Linked DNA regions of Homo sapiens: region 2 is linked to region 1. The links are chromatin loops, found by intact Hi-C in ENCODE. Cell type or tissue: Caco-2. All regions are shown on one strand. Each heading gives the region's core, and the rest is flanking DNA. Links, peaks and the distances in the headings are about the cores only.

Region 1 (10,293 bases), core at 856-8,855:
CTTTCTCTGAGGTTAGGTAATGTGGAGGGCCTGGTAATATTGTCAGCTTTATATCTCTCAGAGATATGAGACTATGGTGAGCATAGCTATTATTATGTATAGAAAAGCAGAATAATTAATAGCCAATAACCACACCCCCTATTTGACTGCCAGAGTGACCATCTAGTGGAAAAGATGCTATGAAGCATTTTTCTTCTACTTTCCCTGCCTAGGGGCTGGAGAGACTTCTTCATGAAGGAATACAGGGACAGTCACAGGAGACAGGAGCACCAAGGGATTCGGACATGTGGCTGACACAGTCTTCTGGAGAGCCCCGGATGGCATCAGGGGGAAACCTGGCCTGAGACAGTGCCCTGATGGACAAGGACAGGAATACGGTCATACCTCCTGCCCACTTGACCAACGACCAGGATGAGAAGCCAACAGGTAACTGCTGGTTTCTGGGTCATGGCTCTGTGGCTCAAACATTAGCTTTTACCTAAATGTCCTTCTCAAAAAGGCACACTGAAAGAGGACTCAGTGCCAGGTGCAGTGGCTCACACCCATAATCCTACCACTTTGGGAGGCCGAGGCAGGCCTGAACTTGAGGTCAGGAGTTCGAGACCAGCCTGGCTGACATGGTGAAACCTCTACTAAAGGTCTCTACTAAAAGTACAAAAATTGGCCAGGCATGGTGGGTGGTGCCTGTAATCCCAGCTACAGCTACTTGGGAGGCTGAGGCAGAAGAATCACTTGAACCAGGGAGGGAGAGGTTGCAGTGAGCCAAGATCGTGCCACTGCACTCCAGCCTGGGAGACAGAGCAAGACCCTGTCTCAAAAAAAAAGAGGACTCAGAATTTTAAACAGCGTTGCTTAGTGCAAAGTGACTCACAGAGGACCAGGACCGCCTTACGATGGGCCATACTGTTGCAACTCGCTGGTTGGGAAACTGTGACAGAGGGAATGTTTTTTATTTTCTGTTTAACTCTCTCCCTGCAGCCTCTCACCCCAATATAGCAACTCCTTTCCCTACAGAATAGATATTATTTTGGTCTCAGGATACATTTAAACATTTAAAAATTATTGGGGACTCCAAAGAGCTTGTGTTTATGTGGGATATATATATATATATATATATACTGTGTTTGCAACTAAAACCAAGAAATATTTAAATATTTAAGTATATTTTTATATATTTATAACTTAATAGAAATAAACCCATTACTTGTTCACATAAAACCATATTTTTCAGCAATCCCATTACTGGGTACATACCCAAAGAAATATAAATTGCTCTATTATAAAGACACATGCACGCGTATGTTCATTGCAGCACTGTTCATAATAACAAAGTCATAGAATTAACCAAATGCCCATCAATGATAGACTGATAAAGAAAGTGTGGTACGTATACACCATGGAATACTATGCAGCCATAAGAAAGAACGAGATCATGTCCTTTGCAGGGACAGAGATGGAGCTGGAGTCCATTATTCTTTCAAACTAATGCAGGAACCAGATACTGCGTGTTCTCACTTATAAGTGGGAGTTAAATGATGAGAACACATGAACACAACACACACTGGGGCTTACTGGAGGGTGGAGGGTGGGAGGAGTGAAAGGATCAGGAGAAATGGCTAATGGTACTAGCCATTAATACTTGGGTGATCAGGCCGGGTGCGGTGGTTCACGCCTGTAATCCCAGCACTTTGGGAGACCGAGGCGGGCGGATCACGAGGTCAGGAGATCGAGACCATCCTGGCTAACACAATGAAACCCCGTCTCTACTAAAAATACAAAAAATTAGCCGGGCCTGTAGTCCCAGCTACTTGGGAGGCTGAGGCAGGAGAATGGCGTGAACCAGGGAGGCGGAGCTTGCAGTGAGCAGAGATCGTGCCACTGCACTCCAGCCTGGGCGACAGAGCAAGACTCCATCTCAAAAAAAAAAAAAAAAAAAACTTGGGTGATAAAATAATCTGTACAACAAACCCCCATGATACAAGTTTACCCACGCAGCAAACCTGCACTTGTGCCCCTCAACTTAAAATAAAAGTTAAAGAAAAACAACATTTTTAAATGAAAAATCAGTATTTTCCAAGACAAGGAATAGGGAGAAGAGTAGCGTTTTACAAAGTAGTTTTGCAAATATCTTTCATGCTTGGCTTTCCAGAAGCAAATCTGCATCTATGCTCAATCTGTGGCAAAATGTTTTGGAGTGTATGATTACCCAGCCTCACACAGGTATGCAGCTGGGGAAGGAGGGAGCATTTGAATAGTCTTGTCAAAAAATTGTGGATATTCTTCTTTGATACTACATCAAAATTTGACAAGTGGTAGTTTCTGAAAGATGAGTTGCAGTGTGGAATCTGAGACCATGTCAGAGACCTTTTCATACTGTTAAATGAAAATCCATTGGTTTCTTTTGCCCTTTGAACAGATCTGTTACCTGTGCATGGTTTTGTAATGCCATGCATTGGTCACTTGGAAAATACTGGTTCACTGGTTGAACAATTACATACATAACATTTAAAAATCCCATTCATTAGGTCAGGTATGGTGGCTCACACCTGTGATCTCAGCACTTCAGGAAGCCGAGGTGGGAGGATTGCTTGAATCTAAGAGTTCAAGACCAGCCTGGGCAACATAGTGAGATCTCGTCTCCACAAAAAATTGAAAAATTAGCCAGGTGTGGTGGTGTGTGCCTGTAGTCCCAGCTACTTGGAAGGCTGAGGCAGGAGGAGGATTGCTTGAGCATGGGAGAGAGATCGAGGCTGCAGTGAGCTGTGATCATGTCATTGAACTCCAGCCTGGGTGACAGAGTGAGACCCTGTCTCAAAAAAAAAACACACATTCATTAATGTCACCACCAATCTCATTAGAAAAGCTGCTAAGTACTGGAGAGGCTCAAGTTCACGGTGACAAATACAAAATTTCAAAAATTCCAATTTTCATTCAGAAGCTCAAAAATTTTTAATGGCCACAAATACTGTCAGTTGTTTTCCTTGAAGTGACAGGCTCACTTCATCCATTCTCGAAAAGATGTCTGCCAAATACTAGGTCTGAGTGATCATGGTTTGTCCATCCGCTGTTCTTTCCAACAAAAAAGATGTTCCATGAAAAAAGCTCACCTTGCTACTCATTTAGTCAATCACACAATGCTTTCCTCATGACAATCATCACACTTCAATATCAGCAGACTATTAAAAATGTACAAGTAAGCTTTGAAATTTAATAAAAATAATTCTGCTGCTCCAAGGATATTTTTAAGTGCAACCAGCTTTTTTGTTTGTTTGTTTGTTTAATGAGACAATGTGGAGTGGAGAGCGTCATGATGCCTAGCACAGGGTTCCTAATTCATGCTAAGGCACTGGTTTTACCCCTGTTGCTTTTGACCTCAGCGCAAATATCAACACAGTGAAAAGGGGAAAAAACACTGGTTTATTGTGAAAAAGTTTTGACCTCTCAGGCCCTCAGTAAGGGTCTTGGGACACCCTATTCCCAAAGAGATCCATGGAACAGGCTTTGAGAGCCAGGTGCCTGGGGTGCTGGGACTCAGGAGTGTGAACTGGGTGTAGAATTCCCTGGGCTGCAGGCATCAGGTAAGGACTCTGGAATTGTGGTGGGACAGTGCTGGCCTTGCAGAGAATAGTATTAACAAAGAATCCAATAGATACAGATAGAAGGAACCCCTACCCCACCCCCCACACACACCAACTGCAGCTGCTTTCTTTGAAAACTAGAAACCCTAAAGCCAGAAGGCCCAAGGTGATTTGCTTTTCCCCCCATGAAGTGGTGTTGTAATAGCCTTTGTTAAGAAGAATTTGTTAAGTGTCCTTTTAAATGTGCCTCTCCTGCTGGGTGATATAAAGATATGAAGATTCTCCAATCTTTAGCCAGTTCCATTCCTGTGTCCCTGCTGGAATGGGTGTGGCTGAGTAGTTCTGAACGCTCTCTCTTTTCCTTGATAAAGCCATCCACCAGCCCTAACACCTGCTCATCAAATTCCTTCCTCCCCAGTGTAAATATTAGCACTTTTATGTAACTGAACCCAGCTTCGGCTGCTCACCGCTTGAAAGCTGGACTCAAGAGACAAGTGCTGGTGGGAGGAAAAGCAGGTTTATCTGGAGAGCCAGCAAATAAAGGAGATGGTGGTGAGCTAGTGTTCTAAACCATTATACCATCTCAAAAATTTCAGGCTCGTCGGGGTTTGTTTTTTTTTTTTATGGGAGGGGGATATGGGGAAGAAGGGAGGATTAGCATCAAAAGGTGATTGAGGACTGCAGACATCTGGGTGCCCGTGAGGGTCCGAGGAGTTTGGGAACTTTTTTGTCCTTGGTGAGGTCACAAGGACCTGCTGTAAACCTTTAACAACACAGTTAATTGTTTATATGCTTTACTTTTAATCTCAGAGTGAGTTTCAAAAACTATAGTTTTTGAACTATATATATATACATATATATACACACATATATATGTATATATATACACACATATATACGTATATATACGTATATATACTATATATGTGTTGAAACTATATATAGTTTCAACACATAGTAAATCTTTAACAACACATGCAAGGACTCCTGTAAATCTTTAACAACACATAGTTAATTGTTTATATGCTTTACTTTTAATCTCAGAGTGAGTTTCAAAAACTACATGATTTCTGTGTTTATGTATTATCTCGGTGCTCTAAAATTATCCTAGCATCTGTGCAGGAATGGGTAAAGGCCCCTTAAACAAAAATGGAGTTAGTTATGTTCGTTCTTTTACTGTTTCACGGTTACATTTATAATGTAAGACATGGATTTGCTGACTATCCTTTGTGTTATGTCTCCATGTCACAGATGATGAATATGAATTAAAGTTGGACAACTAGCAAGTTTAAAACTTGGACTGGGACCTAGATCTTCCGATTCCTACAGCTAGCCTCCCTTTCCATCTTCTCTGTGGTCATCACTAATGCAGTTTTTGACCGTCTTGTCCAGAAGCTGCAAAACAGACAACAGAAGCCAGGACTGGCCCTGCCTTAGATGGCTTTCAGTGCAGGAAAGTATCAAGACAGTCTTGTTCGTAGCGTATATCTCTCTCCACCTTTTCTGCTAAGCACCTCATGTATGCAGCTGCCAATGTAACACCTCCATTTGCGTGTTTAATCACCATCTCAAGCTAATGTAACCAAGCAGACTTCTTGGCCTTCATCCCTGCCTCCTCTAGTCTTCTCATCTCTCTCTCTCTCTCTCTCTTTTTGAGACAGAATTTGGCTCTGTTGCCCAGGCTGGAGTGCAGTGGCACCATCTTGGCTCACTGCAACCTCTGCCTCCTGGGCTCAAGCCATCCTCCCAACTCAGCCTCCTGAGTAGCTGGGTCTTCCCATCTCTTTAAAAAACAATTCAATTGTTCAGAACAAAACCCTGGAGTCATATTTAATTCCTCCCTTCCTCTTGCACTTCTAAACCAATCATTCATCTCTACTTTGAAAATGTTTCTTTATTCATCCAGTGCACCAAGCCACCATCACCTCGAGGCAGGAATATTCAACGGCCTCATAAGTGGTCTCCCTATTTGTGTTATATTCAATGCATGTCTTTTCTTACTCAAAATCCTATAAAGGCTTCTCTTCACCATCCACGACTGTTTCCTGCCTTCCTCACTATGATCCCATCACTGACCCCTCAAGACTATGTTCCAGCCTACTTTCTGCTCCTTGACCAACACCCTTACTCTGATTCCCACTTTTGTGACTTCACATGAGTCCCCTGTCTGCCTGGACACTCTGCCCCCAACCTTGAAGTGCTCACCCTTCCCTGTCACTCAGTTGAAAGTCAAATTCCATTTCCTCATGAGGGCTTCCCTGAATACCCACTTTTAATTAACTCTCTGCCTCCTCCCATCACTTCTGTTTTACCCCCTCTTTTAGTTCCTTCCTATCTTAGTTTCATAAGAGCCAGGGCCGTTTCCGACTTCTTTCCCCGTCAAGCCTCCTTAGATAGGACAGGTCCTCTGCCTCACCGACTTTAATCAGTATTTGCTAAGTAAACAGAGCACAGGAGGATCCTGTTGTCATCAAAGAGCAGCTCTGCCTCCAATGGCGAAAGGATTGTTGGAACCTCATCCTTCCTTCAAGTTCTGGTTCAAAAAATTCCATGCTATGCCTCACATGGCCTTGCCCAGGTGCCTGTTTGATTTGCCTGGGTTGTCTGTTCTTTCTTCCCCACTGTCCTCATTTGCCATGTGGCTCGGTGGTGGCTGGAGACCTCCATGCTGGCCCCTGGGAGCAGCTGCTAAGGCTCGGCGCCTCAGGACACCTTGGCACCTGTGGATATCGACCACCAGGCTTCTCTTCTGTTCATGTCTCTGCAAGAATGAGAACCTGCCCCCATACCATTTGTGCTGTGTAGGCCTCAGGAGGCATGGACTCACGCATCCAGCTTCCTGCAAGCCCTCTGGTACATCGCAGTGTTCACCCCCAGCTTTCTATTACAGCCACCACCCAGGGACTCTGGTGCAGGCTCCTTAGAGAGAGGCCAGGAAACTGCCGAGGTGATAAGTGACAGCAGGTCTCAGGGGAAGAGAGGACTTCTCTCCTTAGTAAAGAACCTGTCGAGGTCGGAAAGACACTCCAGGCTCAAAGCCAAATTTGAAAGTTAGGCTGACAGCCCAACTAGGGCAGATTGGAGGAGCCAGGTGGAGAGAGGATGTGGGGGAGTCAGGAAAGAGGTGGAAGGAGAAGCCTGGAAGAGTGGCTCCGCTCCTGGAGTATGGCCAGCGGCACTTCGTCAGGACCTCGACCTTCACCCACTAGTGGGAGGGTGTTCCTCGCATGACTTGTAGGATCACCTGGGAAACACACAAATGGAAGAATTTAAAAATATCTGCTAGGACACCCCGTGTCCCCCACAACTCATCACAGAGCAAACCCATCACAGAGCAAACTCCTTGGCTACTTCTTGTCTTGGGCCGTCTTTTCATCTGGCCTGTTTGCCTGACTGGACTTTGGGGTCTTTGTTCCCAGCATCAAAATTTCCTACCAGCGACTTTCCATCACAGCTCCCTTCCAGTCTTCTGGAAATTGTCAGATGTGCCTGGATTTGCAGGGCCTGCACAAGATATGCTGTCGATCTGGGATTTTTGGGGATTTTTGCAGTTCACACTCCAATGTGCAACAGCAACCAAACGGAGATGGAGGACGTGAACATGAACTACTGGAGATGCTGATGAAACGTGTGTAAGGACCGCAATGGTATCTGTGTCCTGCTCGTGAAATTGACCAGATACAGCGGCTTCCTTTTGCTTCCGAAGGCCCGGATTGACCTGACAATTGATATGCTTTGCTCTATACTCCAACTCCCATTGACCATGGGGTGAAAGCACCCTTTCTCGGTCAGCCTCACTGCTTCCCCGCAGATGGAGGGATTTTCTGCAGGAGCATGGGCCCTGGGCCTTCCTTTCCCACTGTCTCTTGAAAGCCTCCTCCAGATGTGCTGCCTGGCTCAGCTCTTTGGGTGACTTTTGTTCTGTCTCATGTGACCCATCAAGATTCACACAGGGCTGTGTCCCGGGCAGGGCTGGAGTCGACATTCAGGGAGGAGATCACTGTTCTGGAACAGAGCAGTGATTGGTTTAATTGAAATCTGATAGATCATCATGTAAAAAGCTGGCATGTAAGCATGCTCCCGGAGCCTGCAGGGCCCTGCGCGGCCTCTTGCCTGGCCATCACGTAGAGGCGGTCCTCTTGCATGGTTGGGGGCCTCACCTGCACCACGGGCCCCCAAGCCAAACAGTGAGATTGTACGGAGACCATCCTGGTCAGGTCTTGCAGTTTGCACCAGGTAGCCCCAGGCTATCCTGCCGTGCAAGAGCTGCCTTCTCAGCACAGTGGAGTTCTACGGCTGCCTCGGCTGCAGAGGTCAGCTCTGGAGCCTTGCTGAGCACCTCCATGGATGCATTTTGCAAAGGGCCGAGTAAGAGGCATTAACGTGGCCTGTGCTTAGTTCCTGACAGCAAGCGGGATTAAACCCGGATTAAAGGATCAGCCCTAAACCAAAGCAGACCAGTAATAGGTCTCATGATAAAAGCAGCCAAATAATAATAGTAAAAATCTATTCTTGGACTTATTACTTTCCTGGGAAAAGGGCTATTTCTTGTGAAATATGCAGCGATTGGAACTTTCCCCGACAGCCCACCGTGAGCTCACTCACTGCCCCTGCCTGTGCTGGGGGGTGGTGGGTGGTGAGAGGTGCAAGTGAAGGGTCTGGACAGAGGCAGAGGGAGGAGAGGGGGCAGGGGGATGGGGAGGAAGAATGGGGGGTTCGCTCTGGGATAGCTTCATGATCCACTGAACCTTTCAAACTTGATGCTTGACGTTTTGAAAAAAATGACAGAAAATATGGGCTGGGCACTGTGGCTCACGCCTGTAATCCTAGCACTTTGGGAGGCTGAGGTGGGCAGATCACCTGAGGTCAGGAGTTCAAGACCAGCCTGGCCAACATGGTTAAACCCCGTCTCTACTAAAAATAAGCCAGGTGTGGTGGCACATGCCTGTAATCCCAGCTGCTTGGGAGGCTGAGGCAGAAAAATTGTTTGAATCTAGGAGACAGAGATTGCAGTCAGCCGAGATGCTGCCTCTAAACTCCAGGCTGGGTGACCAAGTGGGGCTCTGTCTCGAAAAAAAAAAAAAAAGTGTACTAGGGGGATGTCGTTGAGGGGCTTAGCCACATGCTACAGATCTTTTTATACCAAGATGCATTCAATGATTAGCTAAGTTGGACAGTTTGTTACTTTAAGCCTCCACAACCAAAGGGGCAAGATAATTATCTCCCAGAGAACAAGTTGATCTTCTTTGAAGGATAAGGAGTTCCCCAAGCAGCAGGAAGAGCTTCTGTTCCCAATTCCAGCCTTTGAAGTTTAAGCTTCAGAAGAAAACCTTAGCATTTAATACAGGAAGGCATGCACGTGTGTGTGCATGTGTTTGTACCCACACATGTGGCTCAAGCTTCCCTGTGACAATGGGTTGCCTGCGGGTAAGCGTGGGATGTGTGGAGAAGGCAGGAGGGTTTAGGGCGTGGGCTCAGTACCCTGATGAGAGATTTAAAGCAGGCAAAGGGATTCGGCAAAGTGCAGCTCCCATTTCATCATTTCTTCAGACCCTGCCTTAGTTATTTACTGCTGTGGTTTTAAACTCTGCTCTTCGAAACCCTTGGTTTCTGCAGAAGTCCTTCGAGAGGTTCGTGGGGGCAAAGGAAGGTGAGGGGCAGGAGCCCAGGCCACCCGGCCTCCTTCCTTTCCCCACGTCTGCTTTCAACTGTTTCATATGCATCATGCAAATCGCAGCTGTCATGGCTCAGGTCCTCATGTGTACAATGGGCGCCATGGCAGCGTCCAGGTCAGAGGGTGACCAGAGTGACATGAATTAAGACACGAGAGGACTCCAAAGAGTGGTCAGGCCTCTCACGTCATAAGATCTCCATAAATGGTCACTATTATTTTGTGTTATTAGGGGTACGCTTTTCATTTGTAAGATGACTTCCATGGGGCCCCACGCCTCATGACCCCGTCTCACCCCCTGCAAATACCATCCCATGGAGAGGCAGGACTTGAGCCTATGAATTTGAGGGGTACACGGTTCAGTCCAAACCTTTTGGTGTTTCTGTGTATCCATTTCTGCATGTGTAAAATGAGGAGAACAGACAGCTTCCGACCTCATCTCCAAAGGCGCACGGAGGAGGTGGAAAGGCCCTCGCCGGAGACTGAGCACTGCAGCCAGCGCAAGGCCGGATTTGCTGCTTCCGCGCGGGGACGCCCTCGGAAAGGTGGCAGGTGCCCACGGCGAGGAAGGGGCGGGAGTGAGGGGTGCGTGGCCCGAGAGAACTCAGTGAAGAAGGCCATTAGGGAGGAAATAAGGGAAACGGGGTGTGCGAAGCTCTGAGCTTTTTCTGCCCGGTTTGGCTGAGGACACGCCACGGGTGAGCATCTGCGCGAGGGGAGCTTGGTGGGTGAGGAAGGAAGAAGACACGATAGAGAACTGGAAGCAAGAAGGGAGGAAACCAAAAGGAACGGGGAGGAGAAAGGGCTTCTCTGGAGCTGCTTGCTTTTCCCAGATTCTCCTGCCATTCCTGGCTCCAGGGAGTCCTGAAGGAACGATGGTTAGGGCGGAGAATCCTGCAGAGGAAAGGAGAGAAAGGACTAGAGGTCACACACGGCTTCTTGGAGGGGAGCGGGGAGCAGGGGCTCCGAGGCTGCGGGTCGCAGGCTCCAGGGCAGGAAGCTCTCCATGGGAACCGTAGTATGAATTCCACCGAGGTGCGTCCC
Region 2 (10,293 bases), core at 1,097-9,096, 73 kb before region 1:
AGGAAACTGAGGCTCCATCTGCATGACGTTCCCAGAGTCACGGCACAAATTCATGGAAGAAGCAGCAGGAAACTCAGTTCTCCAGTCTGGGTCCAATGTGTGTTTTAGAAATATCTCCACAGGGTTAATGACTCAATTTTTCATGCATGATTGCTAGTAATGACAATCATGTTATGTTTGTTTCTGTAGCTTTGGAAATCACTCCTTCCACTTGAGTTTCAGGTCCCAACTGTCCACACCTGCAGGAGTGAGGTTTTGCTGAGACTGATAAGGCACTCACATTTTGTGGGAGTTGAATTGTCTCTGTAGCCTAGAATCTAGATTTTTTTCCCTCCTCTGCTCTCAGTGAACGGAGAATTCCATCTCGGTACAATCTGTGAACCATTCTGCAGTAAGATTGTCATCGTCTCATTCATACTACCTGGTCGGTAACACAAAGGGCTGTAATTGATGTGGTTCAGAGACTCACATCCAAGCAATAAAAATGAATCCCTTATGGTGGTCTGCAGCAACGCAAATGGATCCAGTGTCTGGCTTTAATGGGAGTGGGGAAATTGCTAACAGATGACGGTAACTTTCAGAGACAGACAGACACAGAGAGAGAGAGAGAGACTCTGGCCTTCCAGCTGAAACCACTTCTGATGGCAGCTCTTCCTCCCACATGTGCCTCACAGACGTCGAATATTTACGGGATGCCCTGAGCCCAGCCCTGCTCAGGGTTTAACAGCAGGGGCCATGTGTGTGTGACGGCTGAGGTCACGCAGTCGTTCATTTCAAGCTGTAGAGACATTTGGTTTTAAAAACCCCAGTGCCTCCACTGGGATTGGCTTTCGGAGAAGAAAAACAGCTCCTGAGTTCTTTTCCTGTCCAAGCCCGGGTGGGATCATGCTGCATTGCCAGCCTCCATTAACCCTTTGGGGCTGAGAAAGTTCTTAAACCTTGTGACTTTCTCCCGGTGATTTTTGCCTTTTTGAGGAAGCTGTGTGAGCTGCAGTGATTTCCTGTGAGCTCAATGAAAATGTGTCTGATGTGTATGCACCTGAGCTAGAAAGCCCAAAGACTGCTAAGAAGCCATGTGAGGGCTCAGAAACAAACATGTTGGGGCTTCGAAAGCCTGTTTTTGGAACCACTTTCCCTGTCTGCAAGGCAGAGGGAGGGAGGTACTCTGTTATTTCTAAGTCTCTCTTGAGCTCTTACACTGTGCAAGCCCATGAACGTATTTAATCGTGCATTAGACAATTGTTTTTAATCTATGCCCTGCCTCTCCCAAGATCAACCTTTCCCTGAGATCGGGGCCCCCTCTGGGTGCACAGGGATATTTTTATTTTTTGAGTTGGAGTTTTGCTCTTGTCACCCAGGCTGGAGTGCAATGGCATGATCTTGACTCACTGAAACCTCTTCCTCCCGGCTTCCAGTGATTCTTCTGCCTCAGCCTCCCAAGCAGCTGAGATTACAGGCATGCACCACCACACTCGGTTAATTTTTGTATTTTTAGGAGAGATGGAGATTCACCATGTTGGCCAGGCTGGTCTTGAACTCCTGACCTCAGGTGATCCTCCCGCCTTGGCCTCCCAAAATGCTGGCATTATAGGCGTGAGGCACCGTGCCCAGCCCATAGGGATATTTTTATATACTTTCCTGCCCCATGGGTCAACTGTTCTTGAACCAAAGAAACAAGAGGCGGGGAAGTTATAGGAAGCTTTTAAAATATGCTTCTGTGCAGCACTGCTCGCAGCGTGTCACAGATGTGCGGTATTGGAAGACGAAGGTGAAACTGCATGGAGATGATTGTGTGGGGGATGAGGAGGTGGTGGGTAGGGGACTTGGCTTTCTTCACACAAAGACATCCAGGCAAATGGTAAGTCCAAAAGCCGTGTGACAGATAATGGCCATTGTTCCTGCAGGGTGACTCTTTTCTTTTCTTTTTTTTCTTTTTGAGGCGGAGTCTCACTCTGTCATCTATGCTGGAGTGCAATGGTGCGATCTTGGCTCACTGCAACTTCCGCCTCCCAGGTTCAAAGTATTCTTTTGCCTCAGCCTCCTGAGTAGCTGGGATTACAGGTGCCCACCACCACGCCCAGATAATTTTTGTATTTTTTTTAGTAGAGACAGGGTTTCACCATGTTGGCCAGGCTGCTCTTGAACTCCTGACCTCGTGATCCGCCCGCCTCAGCCTCCCAAAGTGCTGGGATTACAGGCGTGAGCCACCATGCCCGGTGACTCTTTTCAGTCCAAAGAGTCATCATTGTCACTAGACCACCTTTGAACATGGACAGCAACAGCACTATCTAATATTAACTTTCCCTGAATCAATACCCTCGTTTGACAAATTATAATTTAACAAAAATATGTTTATGTGTAGAAAAAAGACTAGAAGGATGCAGTGTCTCCGTGGGTGAGAAAACACGTGATTTCTGTTTTATTCTCACTCACTTATATTTTCTAAATTTCCTACTGAAAATGTTAATGAATTATTTAGGTAATGAGAACACAATCTTAATCATGTTTAATTGGTTCATAAGGAACGACAGAGCTTGGCAGCTTCTTGCAGGGTGCTTTCTGCCATCCCCAGCTGAGACACCAGTGGGGCTCGGAAGCTGCCCTCCAATGACAGCTGGTGATGACGGGGACACGGCCAGCTCCCTTCTCCTCCCTCTCCGTTGTGATCCGGGCAATTCCATGTACTCCTTTTCCTAAATCAAGAACACTCTTGATTTCTGGCATTAATACCAGCTCCTGACATAGGACCATGTTGCTCCCTCCTTCAAATCTTTCAGACTTCCCTGCACCGTGGCCCTGAAGGGCCCTCCCCTCCTTCCATGGCACTGAGCTTCCAAAGAGCATGGTGGACACCAGGCCACACTCTTTCTTGTGCTGTCCTCTTAATATTTCAGGTCCATTTGTCGGCCACGCCTCCCCGAACCTTCCCACATACCACCTGAGAGAGAGTGGGAATCATGCCATCTCTTCCATTAATGGTAAAGTTAGTACTAATGGTCTAGCTTGGTGCTTCATGTATATTAAGCTCTGAGAAATAAAGGCAAAATGCAGCTGTGTTTGAACTGCACAGATAGCATCGTGCCTGGATCCTGAGAATCTATAAGATGAAGACTTCAAAGCACGGTGGGCAGTTTGCCAAATATCCGAGGAAGAGAAAGTTTCCGGAAAGCAGGGGTCTAACCCCTAGGAGCAGGCATGCATGGGGGCTGGGTGGGAATCCATGCTGGCCTCCATCACCTGTTCACATGTGTCCCTGGGTGGCCGTGGAGAAGTTGTTGCTGGGTAATGGGGGGCTGGAGGTGCTCCCAGCAGGAAGCCCGACGGGAAGTGCAGGCTAGGGTTTTCCTCGGGTACAGGAGAAAGGGAATGGGAAGGATCTTCTCTGAGGTACAACAGGCAAGAACATGGTCCAAGATCCTGTGACCAGCATTGGTCCAAGCTCAGTCGACATAAGCTCCTAGCAGCGGTGGCATCTGGAGTTTGGAGGTTGTGAGTCCCTGCACCAAGTGGCTCCAGCCTGAGTCTCTGCCACGTTCTAGGGATACATCTGCCAAGGTGTGTGTTTGTGTGTGTGTGTGTGTGTAGTGTGCGCGTGCACGTGCAGAGGCCACACAGAGGCTGGGCTGGGGGCTGATGCAGCCTTCCCTTTGCTGCTAGCCCTGCTCCGGCTCACTCATCTCCCACAGCTGTCAGGAAAGAGAGCAGCAGGTGAAAGCAGGCCCGGCTCCTTGTTCCTGGGGAGGCTTAGCTACACCAGCCACCCCTCTGCCTGCCGTGTGGACCTCCAGCTCAGCATTGTCCCTGCAGGAGGCCAGCCCTTGGGGCACCTGGGCCTGGAAGGCTGAGGTACTGCACCCACCCTTGAGGGTTCCCCGCATCTATGCCAGGAACACTGCCTTGGGCTTCCTGAGGGGCGCCGTGAGATACAGGGACAGATGCGGGCAGCCCTCTGGGAGCTCAACTGGGGCCCTGCGGGCTGTGGGGTCAGAGAGCGCATTCCACCTCTGCAGGCCGCCCTGTCACCCAGCAGGGCAGCCTGCGGCACTTAGTGTCTCTGGTTGGTTTGTCAGCTGCACCTCCCTGAACCTTCCAGCGCGCCACGTGAGAGTGGCAATCACATTCTCTCTTCCCCTTTAAGTTAGCGCTAATGGCCTAGTGTAGTGCTTCATGTATATGAAGCCTCAAAAAGTAAATGCAAAATGCACCTGTGCTTGAACTGCACAGACAGCATCATGCCTGGATCCTGGGAATAAGGATCTTATTATTCCCTGGATCCTGGGAATGATAAGATGAAGACTTCCAAGCATCCTGGGCAAAGCTCGACAGATAGGACAGAGAAAAAGAAAGACATGTGAACACCAGGGCGTAGCCCCCAGGAAGGGACACATGTGCGGGAGAAGGGAGGAGCAGGCGTTAAAGCGGGGCAGCCTGGAGGGCCTGGGTGAGGAGTTGAGTCTGGATGCTGGGGCTGCACTCACCCCGCCAGTCTGAAGGGTTCCTGGGCTTTCTCACCCTCCTGACCCCGCCCTCCCCCTGGCCCCTGGAGCGGGAGGGCTTCTGGCTCTGCTTCCTGCTCGAGTGCCCTCCACTCCATCTCTTTGTCATTGCCTTACTTTTTGGGGTGAGTACGAGGACAGAGTTGTAAGACAGTAGATGAACAGTACAGTGAGGTCTGAGACTAGGGGTGCATTTTGGAGAAGGGAGGCAGTTAGGGAGGGCCTGGAGCCCCCAGATCGGGAGAAGGAGGATAGGATAGTATAGAAAGCCAGGAAAAATCTAATCAAGCATAGCATCCAGTTACACTTCAGGTAAAATTCATGAGTCCTATCAAAAAGGCCTGGGGTTGGTTGCAATTAAGGGAGAGCAGCCCCCTCCCATGTGTGGGGTCCCCCGAAACCAGCCAGAGAGCCCCACTGGCAGGAATGGGAGGGTTCCAGGGAGGGGGGGCGCGGTGGGGGCTGGGGCTTGCCTACTGCCGGGTGGAGATTTTCTTTTTCCCTCCCCTGAGGGCCTTTTTCCTTCATGCTGGGTCTCTTTGGAGCAGGTTCGGGAAGTGAGTGGTGAGATGCCACGGTTTACCCCCAAACTTCTGCCTCACCAGCATTTGGAATTCCTGGTGTCAGCCCACTGCTCACTGAACGTTTTGCAAAGACGACATTTCATGAGACTGCTTAAATCAGCCACAAGGGGCCTGCCTGGGTTTGCTTGATCAGATTCTCTAGTCTGGAAACTGTGGGGTGAGGCCCAGCTTTGTGGCCAGATCAGGGCCCTGGAGATGACTTCCTGCCTTTATTCTTTCTAGCTGTGGTCCACCCTGCCCTACATCCAGATTAATCTTTGGAAAACCCCTACCGCTGTTCCTACCGCCATCCCCCTCCCTTTAAAACCTCTGACTCACCCACTACCCACAGGATTGAGACTAAGCTCTTTCCCTGGGCTTCAAGGCTGTCCCCAATTCCTCTCCCACCTTGTGATCCCTCCAGCGCCCCCTTACAGTTCACCCAGCCAGGAAGACGTCTTCATCAGGTCCCCACGAGCCCTGCCTGCTTCCACCCTCAGACCTCTGCTTCCACGCTTTCTCCATGCTGAAGGGAAGCTCAAATTCCATTCATGTCCCAAATCCTCAATGAAGCCTGCCCCGAACAACCTCGGCTGTGATAACCCTTCCCGGAACTTCCATCCCTGCTGTTATTGCAGCAACGCCTGTTTGCTTCTTACCGTTTGTTGCACTGGAAAGCCATAGATTTTTTTGATTCACGTATTCTCTCTAACTAGATAAGAATTCTGTTTTGGTTAAGGACTGTATCTCACACATAGGAGGCTCTGGTGCATGCACTTAATAGTTTCGCAACCCTAAGTGGGGCTTAGGGACAACAAGGCCACTAGGAACCAGGGCTGAGAGGGCTCAGAGGAGGTGGCCTCACATCTCAGGCTCTGGGATGATGCCTGATGAACTGGGGGCTGACAGGAGTCCCAAAGCACTGACTCCTCAGCCGCCGCAGATCAGAGCCTCGGGCTGGGGCTGGGCCATCAGGAATTGCTACAGGTGTTAGGTTGCAGCAGACAGAACCTTTCACCTTGGTTGTTTTCCGTGGAATACTATGTCAAGGAACCTTTGGAAACCAGAAGCAGGGCTGGGAATTGGGCAATGGGAGGGGACCCGCCCACCAGTGCTGCAGATGTGGGTGATGGTGCCTCCAGGACCAGCGGTGCCTGGGCTTCCTGTGCCTCACCCGGGCGCATCTCTGCACGGGCAGAACCTGCCCTCCTGGAGACTGGGCTCACCGGTCACCAGCAAGTCACTCCCCACCCACCTCCTCCCAGCCAAACCTTTGAGTGGCAGGAGGTGTCTTGTGGTTCCGCAGAGCCAGCCAGAGGCCCTGCAGGTGGGGTGAGGGCCTCCAGTGAAATCCACCTGCTCTGCCTCCTGCTTCTCAGTATTGCAACCCCCTTCCCGGTTCCGCTTTCTCTGCTGTTCCTTTTGTTCCTACCTCTGGCTAACCCAGCTTTGTCCCAAGCTGTCAACTCCATCATCTCCCCATTCCCAAGTGCCTCCGAGGGGCACCAGGAAAGCATGTGGGACCCATCCTGGCTGCCCAATAAATGGGCTTCAAAATAGCTTTGCTTAAGCTCCCTGGGGACACTCAGCCTCCCTGGCTCCTACTCCCCCATTTCTCGGTCACACAGTCCCAGCTGTGCCCAGGGAGAGGTTGTCACTCAACAGCCTGGGGCACAAGCCTATTTTTAGGTAGCCCCTGGTCTTCCCCAGCCACCTCCCCAAGAGCCCTCAGGTCCACCCTCCTGGGCTGACAGTGGCTGCATGTCCCTGGGTCTCCTTTAGGAAAGGTGGCCTCGGCTAGAAGCGTCCCGTGCCTAGCAGAGGAAACAGACAGGGAGTAACAGGAGAGGGGTCTTCTGGACAGAGAGGAAGTACTTGCTAAGTTCTGGGTGGGTTCTATGTGGAGTGGAGTTGGGGGACAACTGAGGCTGGTGACACCTGCCTTTATTCTGACTACAGGGGGTCCCAGAAGGCTGGGAAGGGGCCCCAAATTCAAAGAGGTTCTTTCCCTCAGGGCTGTGCAATTCTGTCGAATTCCTCATGACTCTCCTCCTCGCTTCCCTCACCAGTACATGGGTGGCCTTACTTGGTGGTAGGGCATAAAAGGGAAAAGCACTTGGAATGAGCGGCAGAGTGGCTGCCCTTTGATGGATCGCTTCTCTGGGTCTCAGTTTTCACATCTGTCCAGTGGGCATAATGAAATTCCAACCCCATCTATTGTGCAGGGTTGCTGTGAAAACACAACCTCGTACCTGAGGTCACAATGCCAGTGGGACATGATGTGTTTGCGTCACCTTCAAAATGCCCTCTGGTTTCTGGACAGGGATGCAGGAACAGTCCAGCACTGGAGAGAAGCTGCCTACTAGCTGAGTGCAAAGCCACGAGGGTGGTGCCTGTCACCTCGTCATTTTTCCAGTAGAGTCACACGTCAGTCTTCACCCACCGGTCTCTGAGGGCCCCTGGGTGAGGACCCCAAGTCTACGGTAGGAGGGGGCGCCTGGCTGTCATATTCTGCAGAGCAGACCTTGCTCTAGTGAACACTGAGGGTCTCTCGAAATGAAACTCTGATGTCAGTGCTCAAAGTCAACCCCCCAACAGGGGCAAGGAGGGGAATAAACAACAGCCAGGCCTGGGGAGCGCTCGCCCCTCCTGCCATGCGTGGCGTGTGAGTGAAGCCCCTGCCAGCATCAGGCCTCTGACATTCCCGAGGACATGGCTGCAGCCCCCGGAGGTGCTCCTGGTCCTGGAGCAGCCCCACCTGGTCCCAGGGGCTCAGGCTAGGTGAGCTGTGAGAGGGGAACTCAGAGCCAGCCCGGCCAGTGCCAGCTGTTGTTCCCCCGCCAGCTTGGCATCTCGAGGAGGGGTCATAACAAAAGAGACAGGGCCACTCCCTGAGCTGCAAGTTCTGGCCGGGAATCCAGTGGCGTCTGGGGGCCCCGCAGACAGCAGCCTGCCTTTCATGTGCTGAGCTGGGGGCCTGGAGGAAACATTTTCCATGCCTGCTGCCAAATTTCCTCAAAGAACAATGCAAGAGAAGATGCTGTTTTGCAGTCAGGGAAGCTGGAAGGGGGCGGTGGTGCAGGTTTCAGGAAGGTCAGAAGTCAGGCCATGAGCCTCTGGGAAGCTGCGCCCCCTCCCCTAGTAGAACAGGCATCCTGAGACTGTTCCCCTCCCGTGCCCAGGCCCTTCTCAGGGCAGGAGCTGCCGTCATTGTCATTTGCAGGGCACTTGGGCGGGTTGTAGGAAGCGGCTGCCCCAGCAGAGATGGCTGGTTTCCCCTGCTTCCCAGAGCTGTGGTGTCTAATTAGTGAGATGGAGGTGAAGGACACCTCTCAGTCATTGCTGCTGCTGCGAACAGCTGCCAACGTCATCACAAGGCATTTGTCAGGGGCCTGCAGGACTCACTGTAAGATGTGTGAACCCAAAAGTATCTGAGACAGGTCTCAATCCATTTCGAAAGTTCATTTTGCCAAGGTTAAGGACATGCCCGTGACACAGCCTCAGGAGGTCCTGACAACAGGTGCCCAAGGTGTTTGGGACTCAGCTTGGTTTTATACATTTTAGGGAGACATGAGACATCAATCAATATGTGTGAGATGTACATTGGTTTGGTCCAGAAAGGTGGGGCAACTCAAAGTGGGGGCTCCCAGGTTATAGGTAGATAAGAGACAAACAGTTGCATTCTTTTGAGTTTCTGATTAACTCAAATTAGCCTTTCACTGAATACACAATTTACATGTGAGAGAGGGGTAGGGGAACAATCACTGATGCCTCAGTCTGGCTCAGTGAATCTGCGTTTTTACATAGACAATAGAGCAGAGGAAACCATCACATATACACTGGTCTCATATGAACAGAGGGATGACTTTGAGTTCCATCTGTTCTTTGTCCACGAGGAATTTCCTTGTGGGTAAATTGTGAGCAAGGTATGTAAATTTTTGTCTGTGTAGTGATCTTATTTACGAATAAAATAGGAGGCAGGTTTGCCTGATGCAGTTCCCAGCTTGACTTTTCCCTTTGGATTAGCGATTTTAGGGTCCCAAAATGTATTTTCCTTTCACAGATGTTTTATGAAGACACTATCTCTGCTTTCTAGAAGATTCTAGTCTACATGGAAAAGGCAAGCAAGCATGGCAGAGTGAAAGGCAGCACTGTGGGTTAAGACCATGGACTCTGGAGTTTGCTGCCTGGTCTAAATCCCTAGTTACTTATGGGTCATGTACCATGCCTCAGTTTACCCCTCCAAAAATGAGGATGAAGATAACAACAGTGTCTCCTTTATGGAGTTGTTATAAGGATGAAATGAGTCACTGTTTGCAAAGCTCTTAGAACAGCATCTGGCGTCACACACCTGCAGTGTTTGCAAAATAAATAATACAAGAGTAAAATACAAAATTGGGCCTTGACAACTGGGATGAGACCACATTTAGTTTTGAAGATGAGGTTTGGCAGTTTTCCATCATGAGGGTTTTTTTTTCTAAGCATGGTTTCCATTGCTCCAAATCTGTTTTGGGTTTGTGGGAAAGGCAAATGGGAAAGAATGTGATTCTGAAATGCAGGGAACTTTACAAAGCTTTCAAAGATCACAGCTTCACCTTCCCGAGAGCAACTCCTGAAAACAGAGACCTGTGTTTCTGCAAAGCACTGTGCAAGTCGCCTCTCCAACAAGTCTGGGTGGATGGAGAAGTTTCCAGGCTCCCCTGAAATCAACACTCTCGTGTTGATGGGGAGAAATTAAGAACAAGAGGATTTGGCTAAGGTCCCAGCGTGCGATGGCGTCTGAGCTGAAGTGCTGGGCTGCCTACAGAAATCTCTTCTAGAGATTGAGCTGGAGTAGGATTTCTCTCCTCTGAACAAGTAGATGATTATACAATGTTCCATTCTCAGGGGGTAAAGCCCTCTCCAGTCTTCCCAAGACCCAGTGAAGAAGAAGAGAGGGTTCCTAGCTAAGGAAGGGAGACAAGGGTGGTGGCTTTCCACGGCTCCCGCACGTGCTGGGTGTGAAGCTGGTAGTGGAAGTGTGTTTCCTCAGCAGCTGTGAGTCCTCAGAATACTGGGTCCCCACGGACCAGCCAGCAGAGGGACAGCCCTTCCTTAGTGGGGCTCTCCAAGGGCCATAGGAGCACCATGGGCTGGTGCATGTGGCCTCGGGCTGCTCTGGGGAGAGGGTCATTGGTCCCTCTTACTCACCTCCTGTCGGGAGTGGCCAGACACAGCCTGACCATACAAGGGTG

Evidence for each region. Hi-C counts contacts between places; a loop is a spot of excess contacts. Peaks named below come from ENCODE experiments on the same cell type or tissue, not always from the same donor. Only the 100,000 strongest peaks of a DNase experiment are listed, where the experiment ranks them.
Region 2: it touches region 1 in a loop (2.0-fold over the local background); 3 of 110 quality-filtered maps call a loop at or near these places.

The regions. Positions count from the first base shown.
Region 1 is chr10:5,512,049-5,522,341 of GRCh38, reverse strand. It overlaps CALML3-AS1 (CALML3 antisense RNA 1), which reads left to right. Exons shown (of 3, transcript NR_120497.1): 2 at 213-426; 3 at 4,830-8,098. Among named protein-coding and RNA genes, the nearest start is that of CALML3, 7.8 kb to the left of the region's middle. In Caco-2, for the core only: no CTCF peak of the experiment used is centred there; DNase peaks (open chromatin) are centred at 3,991 and 6,021.
Region 2 is chr10:5,585,209-5,595,501 of GRCh38, reverse strand. It overlaps LASTR (lncRNA associated with SART3 regulation of splicing), which reads left to right. Exons shown (of 2, transcript NR_134491.1): 2 at 1-518. Among named protein-coding and RNA genes, the nearest start is that of LASTR, 5.8 kb to the left of the region's middle. RefSeq lists enhancers at 5,979-6,148, 7,274-8,081, 9,764-10,293. In Caco-2, for the core only: no CTCF peak of the experiment used is centred there; DNase peaks (open chromatin) are centred at 3,971, 5,197 and 6,030.